Linked DNA regions of Homo sapiens: region 1 is linked to region 2. A link is an interaction called in ENCODE POLR2A ChIA-PET data of the cell type or tissue named here. Cell type or tissue: GM12878. All regions are shown on one strand. Each heading gives the region's core, and the rest is flanking DNA. Links, peaks and the distances in the headings are about the cores only.

Evidence for each region. ChIA-PET counts read pairs that join two places held together with the same protein. Peaks named below come from ENCODE experiments on the same cell type or tissue, not always from the same donor. Only the 100,000 strongest peaks of a DNase experiment are listed, where the experiment ranks them.
Region 1: POLR2A ChIA-PET joins it to region 2 with 6 read pairs; 3 of 35 experiments call an interaction of 5 or more read pairs at or near these places.

What each region holds. Positions count from the first base shown.
Region 1 is chr16:30,011,373-30,014,280 of GRCh38, forward strand. It overlaps a transcript of DOC2A not described here. Among named protein-coding and RNA genes, the nearest start is that of DOC2A, 1.8 kb to the left of the region's middle. In GM12878, for the core only: no CTCF peak of the experiment used is centred there; no DNase peak of the experiment used is centred there; H3K27me3 peaks cover 470 bases.
Region 2 is chr16:30,151,566-30,154,473 of GRCh38, forward strand. No RefSeq gene overlaps it. Among named protein-coding and RNA genes, the nearest start is that of MAPK3, 30 kb to the left of the region's middle. In GM12878, for the core only: no CTCF peak of the experiment used is centred there; no DNase peak of the experiment used is centred there.

The DNA.
Region 1 (2,908 bases), core at 150-2,649, 140 kb before region 2:
CCCTGCGCCACCAGGAAGCAGCCGCCAGAATCGCCGGGTGTTCCCCAACTACTCCTGGGAGACCTGGCCCCCCGCCCCCGCCCGCGCGCGCGGCCACGGCGCCTCCCTCCCTCCCGGGTCCCCAAGGCCGGACCACCGGCCTCGTTGTCATGGCGACGCCGGCTCATCTCCCCCCACCCCCGCGCGTCTTCACGCCCCTCCCCCGCAGGGAGCTGGGGCCTCCCTCCTCCCTTCCCCACGTCCGTAGGGACCCACAGGTTGACAGGAGCAGGGGGTCGCCTGCTGTCACCGGCCGGGGATCTCGGGGTCTCCCGAGCCAGGCTGGGGAGCCTCACGATCTGAGGGAGGAGGCAGAGGTCTGATGCTGCGGCTTCCCCCACGCCCCCTCCCTTTGGCCGTTCAGGCCTCTCTCCTTGTGGCCCAACCCAACTCCCAGGGGCCCATGTCCCCTTACCAGGGATGGTATCTCCTTTGGGAACCACCCTCCCCCCTGCCATCCCCAGTTCTGCCCCGCAGGTGGGAAGGGGCGTCGGGGCTTGGCTCTGAAGGTCTCAGAGCCCTGCGGTAGTTCCCCATGGGCTGCCATTTCTCACCCAAACCTTGCCACCCCCAAGCCGCCCCCCTGCCCGGCCCTGCGCCTGCCACGGAGTGTCAGTCCACCCCTGGCCTTCGGTCTTCACTCACCTGTGCCCCAAACTTACCATCCCGAAGACACGAAGGGGCTTATCACCCTCGCTGCCCACCACTGACTCACCCAACCGTTTCCTGCAGTTCCTGGGACACACCTAGACGGCTCAGGCCTAGGGATCTTGGCTCACATGCGCTCCTCTACCTGGGAACCGCGCTTCCTTAGGAAGTCACCGTGGGTCCCCTCTTCCTAGGAGCCTTCCTGGGGCATCCCGCACTGCCCCTCAGCTCCAGCGCCGTCAGGACTCGGCTCAGCACCGCTTCGCCAGTGCCTCCCCCACCAGCAGGGAGTTCCACTGGAGCGGCTGATTCATCTGGGAGTCCCTAATGTCCCAAACTGGGCCTGGCACGAAGTCGGCATCTCTAAGTGCTGTTATTTAAAACAGCAATCTGGTTGCACGACAACTGAACATACCTAACACCACCTAATCTTACCCTTAAAAATGGTGAAGATGGTACATTTCGATATGCGTATTTCACGGCAATTTTTTTTTTTTTAAATAAGAGAAATGGGGCCGAGAGTGGTGGCGGGTGCCTGTAATCCTAGCTACTCCAGGGACTGCGGCGAGAGGATCGCTTGAGTGAAGCCAGCCTGGGCAACACAGTGAGACACAGTCTCTTAAAAAAAAAAAAAAAAAAAAGTAAGAGAAATGTAAAGTCAACAACACTGAGGGGGCGGGGCGCAGTGGCTCACGCCTGTAATCCCAGCGCTTTGGGAGGCCGAGGTGGGTGGATCACCTGAGGTCAGGAGTTTGAGACTAGCCTGGCCAACATGGTGAAACCCCATCTCTGCTAAAAATGCCGGGCGTGGTGGTATGTGTCTTGGGAGGCTGAGGCAGGAGGATCGCTTGAACCCGGGAGGCGGAGGTTGCAGTGAGCTGAGATCGTGCCACTGCACTCCAGCCTGGGCTGTAAGAGCAAAACTCAGTCTCAAAACAAACAAACAAACAAACAAACAAAAAACCCTGAGATATCACTTATTACCCATAAAATGGGCAAAGCCAAAGTGTCTGGGCTGGGGGGAAGCTGAGACGGACTGATCCCTTGAGCTCAGAAGTTCAAGACCAGCCTGGGCAACATGGTGAGGCCCTGTCTCTACAAAAAAAAAAAAAAAAAAAAAAAAAAAATCCAGGCATAGTGGTGTGTGCCTGTGGTCCCAGCTACTCAAGAGGCTGAGGTGGGAGGATCTCTCTTCTTTTTTTTTCTTTTCTTTTTTTTTTTTTTGAGATGGAGTCTCGCTCTGTCGCCCAGGCTGGAGTGCAGTGGCGTGATCTCGGCTCACTGCAAGCTCCACCTCCCAGGTTCATGCCATTCTCCTGCCTCAGCCTCCCGGGTAGCTGGGACTACAGGTGCCCGCCTCCACGCCTGACTAATTTTTTTGTATTTTTAATAGAGATGGGGTTTCACCTTCTTAGCCAAGATGGTCTCGATCTCCTGACCTCGTGATGGTGGGAGGATCTCTTGAGCCCAGAAGGTCAAGGCTGCAGTAAGCTATAATCACTCCACTGCACTCCAGCCTGGGTAACAGAGTGAGACCCTGTCTCAAAAAAAAAAAAAAAAAAAAAAAATCCTTAGACCCAGAAATTCCACTTTTAGGATTTTATCTTACAGATATGCCAACCCATAAGCCAAATAATAGAAGTTCAAATTCTTTTTTTCTTTTTTTTTTTTTGAGACAGACTTTCACTCTTGTTGCCCAGGCTGGAGTGCAATGGTGCGATCTTGGCTCACCGCAACCTCTGCCTCCTGGGTTCAAGCAATTCTCCTGCCTCAGCCTCCCAAGTAGCTGGGATTACAGGGGCGCACGCCCCACACTTGGCTAAGTTTTTGTATTTTTAGTAGAGACGGTGTTTCACCATCTTAGCCCCGCTGGTCTTGAACTCCTGACCTCATGATCCGCCTGCTTCGGTCTCCCAAAGTGCTGGGATTACAGCTGTGAGCCACCGCGCCTGGCCATGAAGTTCAAAATTCTTAAATGTAGCACGTTCCAAAAGACTGGAAACAACTGAGATACCCAGAAGCAGGGGACCAGTTAAATCAGTCATGATGTAATTCCATGCAGTGAAATAGGGTGCAGCCACAAGAGGCTGTTTTGCTCTTGTTTAGAATCATCTTTTTTTTTTTTTTTAAATATACAAGGTCTCACTACTTTGCCCAAGCTGGTCTCAAATTCCTGGACTCAAGCAATCCTCCCGCTTCGGCCTCCCAAAGTCCTGGGATT
Region 2 (2,908 bases), core at 244-2,743:
CTGCTTTTCATTAAAAGGAGAACCTTACCAAAGACTTCTGTACCCTTACTATCTGCCTAAGTAATTTCTTCTTAACTCCTGTATGACCTCCACATGGTCAGCTATCCGGAAGCTCCCTAAGCCCTGTCCTTTTGGCCTTTTATGGAGACTTAATTGGATAGGCATGACTCAAGCATGGACAAATGTGTAGAAAGGTGATTGGTCAAAAAGGGCACGATCTAATACTAATACCCTGAATGGGGAACCCCAGCAAGGCCCTTGTGTTCAGCAACTCCTTGGCCTCTCTGTGCAGCTTTCCTTCCTCCAGGGTATGGGCAGGAGTCCTACCGAAATGAAGGTGTCATCAACTACACTCAGACAAGGTATGTCAGAGAGTTTCTTTATGGCCAATTTCAATACAGAAAGGTAGGGGAAGATTCCTGCCTTGGTGAGAAAAAGAAGCAGGTGAAAGGAGAGCAGGAGAAGGTCAAACAGAGAGAGAGAGTTTTTTTTTTTTTTTTTGAGACGGATTCTTGCTCTGTTGCTCAGGCTAGAGTGCAGTGATCTCCGCTCACACTAACCTCCGCCTCCCAGGTTCAAGCGATTCTCCTGCTTCAGCCTCCTAACTGGGACTACAGGCGCCCGCCACCACACCTGGCTAATTTTTGTATTTGTAGTAAAGACGGGGTTTCACCATGTTGGCCAGGCTGGTCTTGAACTCCCGACCTCGTGATTCACCCACCTTGGCCTCCCAAAGAGCTGGGATTACAGGCATGAGCCACCACACCCAGCCAAGAGATTCTTTTTTCAATGAGGCCTGCTTCAGAGGATTGCAGCACTCCAGCATTCTAGCAAGAGCTATGGGAGCTGTGAACCAGGAACTGTGGACAAAATCTAGATGTATATATATATATATCACCAAATCACAATGAGGTGCTGCCTCATACCTGTTACGATGGCCACTATAGAAAACAAAAACAAAAAACACCAAAACCAGAAAATACGTGTGGCAAGAATGAGAGCGAATTGGAAACCCCGTGCACTGTTGGTGGGAATGTAAAATGGTACAGCTAATGTGGAAAACTGTGTGAAAGTTCCTCAAAATATTAAAAATAGAACTACCATATGATCCAGCAGTCCCACTTTTGGGTATTTATTTATTTATTTATTTATTTATTTATTTATTTATTTTTGAGACGGAGCTTCGCTCTTGTCACCCAGAATGGAGTACAATGGTGCGATCTTGGCTCACAGGAACCTCCGCCTCCTGGGTTCATGCGATTCTTGTGCCTTGGTCTCTCAAGCAGCTGGGACTACAGGGGTGTGCTATCACGTCCAGCTAATTTGTGTGTGTGTGTGTGTGTGTGTGTGTGTCTGTGTATGTTTTTTGAGACAGAGTCTCACTCTGTCGCCCAGGCTGGAGTGCAGTGGTGTGATCTTGGCTCATTACAACCTCCATCTTCCGGGTTCAAGTGATTCTCCTGCCTCAGCCTCCTGAGTAGCTGGGATTACAGGCATCTGCCACCATGCAGACTAATTTTTATATTTTTAGTAGAGACGGGGTTTCACCATGTTGGCCAAGCTGGTCTCAAACTCCTGACCTCAGGTCATCCACCCACCTCAGCCTCCCAAAGTGCTGGGATTACAGGCATGAGCCATGTGCCCGGCCTAATTTTTGTGTTTTCAGTAGAGACAGGGTTTCACCATGTCAGCCAGGCTGGTCTTGAACTCCTGACCTCAAGTGATCCACACACCTCAGCCTCCCAAAGTGCTGGGATTACAGGCATGAGCCACGTGCCCGGCCTAATTTTTGTGTTTTCAGTAGAGACAGGGTTTCACCATGTCAGCCAGGCTGGTCTTGAACTCCTGACCTCAAGTGATCCACCCACCTCGGCCTCCCAAAGTGCTGGAATTACAGGTGTGAGCCACTGCGCCTGGCCACTTCTGGGTATTTATCCAAAAGAATTGAAATCAGAATCTCAAAGAGATATCTGCATTCCCATGTTCATTTCAGTATTATTTACAATAATCAAGAGGTGTACACAACCTAAATGTCCACTAACAGATGAATGGATAAAGAAAATGTGAGGCCAAGGTGGGCGGATCACGAGGTCAGGAGATTGAGACCATCCTGGCTAACACGGTGAAACCCCATCTCTACTAAAAATACAAAAAATTAGCCAGGTGTGGTGGCGGGCGCCTGTAGTCCCAGCTACTCAGGAGGCTGAGGCAGGAGAATGGCGTGAACCCGGGAGGTGGAGCTTGCAGTGAGCTGAGATTGCGCCACTGCGCTCCAGCCTGGGTGATGGAGCAAGATTCCATCTCAAAAAAAAAGAAAGAAAGAAAGAAAGAAAATGTGGCACAGACATACAATGGAATATTATTCAGCTGTAAAAAGGAGGAAATCTTGTCATATGCTACAACACAGATGAACCCTGAAGACTGATACAGTTTCGATGTGTGTCTCTGCCCAAATCTCTTGTAGAAATGCAATCCCCAATGTTGGAGGTGGGGCCTGTGGGGAAGTGTTTGGATCACGGGGGCAGATCCCTCATAAATGGCTTGCGCCATCTCCTTAGCAATAAGTGAGCCCTTACTCTGAGTTCACACGAGATCTGACTCTTTAAAAGTTAGTGGCACCCCTCCTCACCCTCTCGCTGTCTTGCTCCTGTTTTCGCCATGACATGCCTGCTCCCCATTCGCCTTCTGCCATGATTTTAAGTTTCCTGGGGCCTCCCCAGAAGCCAAGCAGATGCCAGCACCATGCTTCCTGTACAGCCTGCAGAACCATGAGCCAATTAAACCTCTTTTCACCGTAAATTACCCAGTCTCCGGCATTTCTTTATAGCAAAGCAAGAATGGCTTAAGACAAAGACATTATACTAAGTGAAATAAACCAGTTATAGAAGGACAAAAACTGCATGATTCC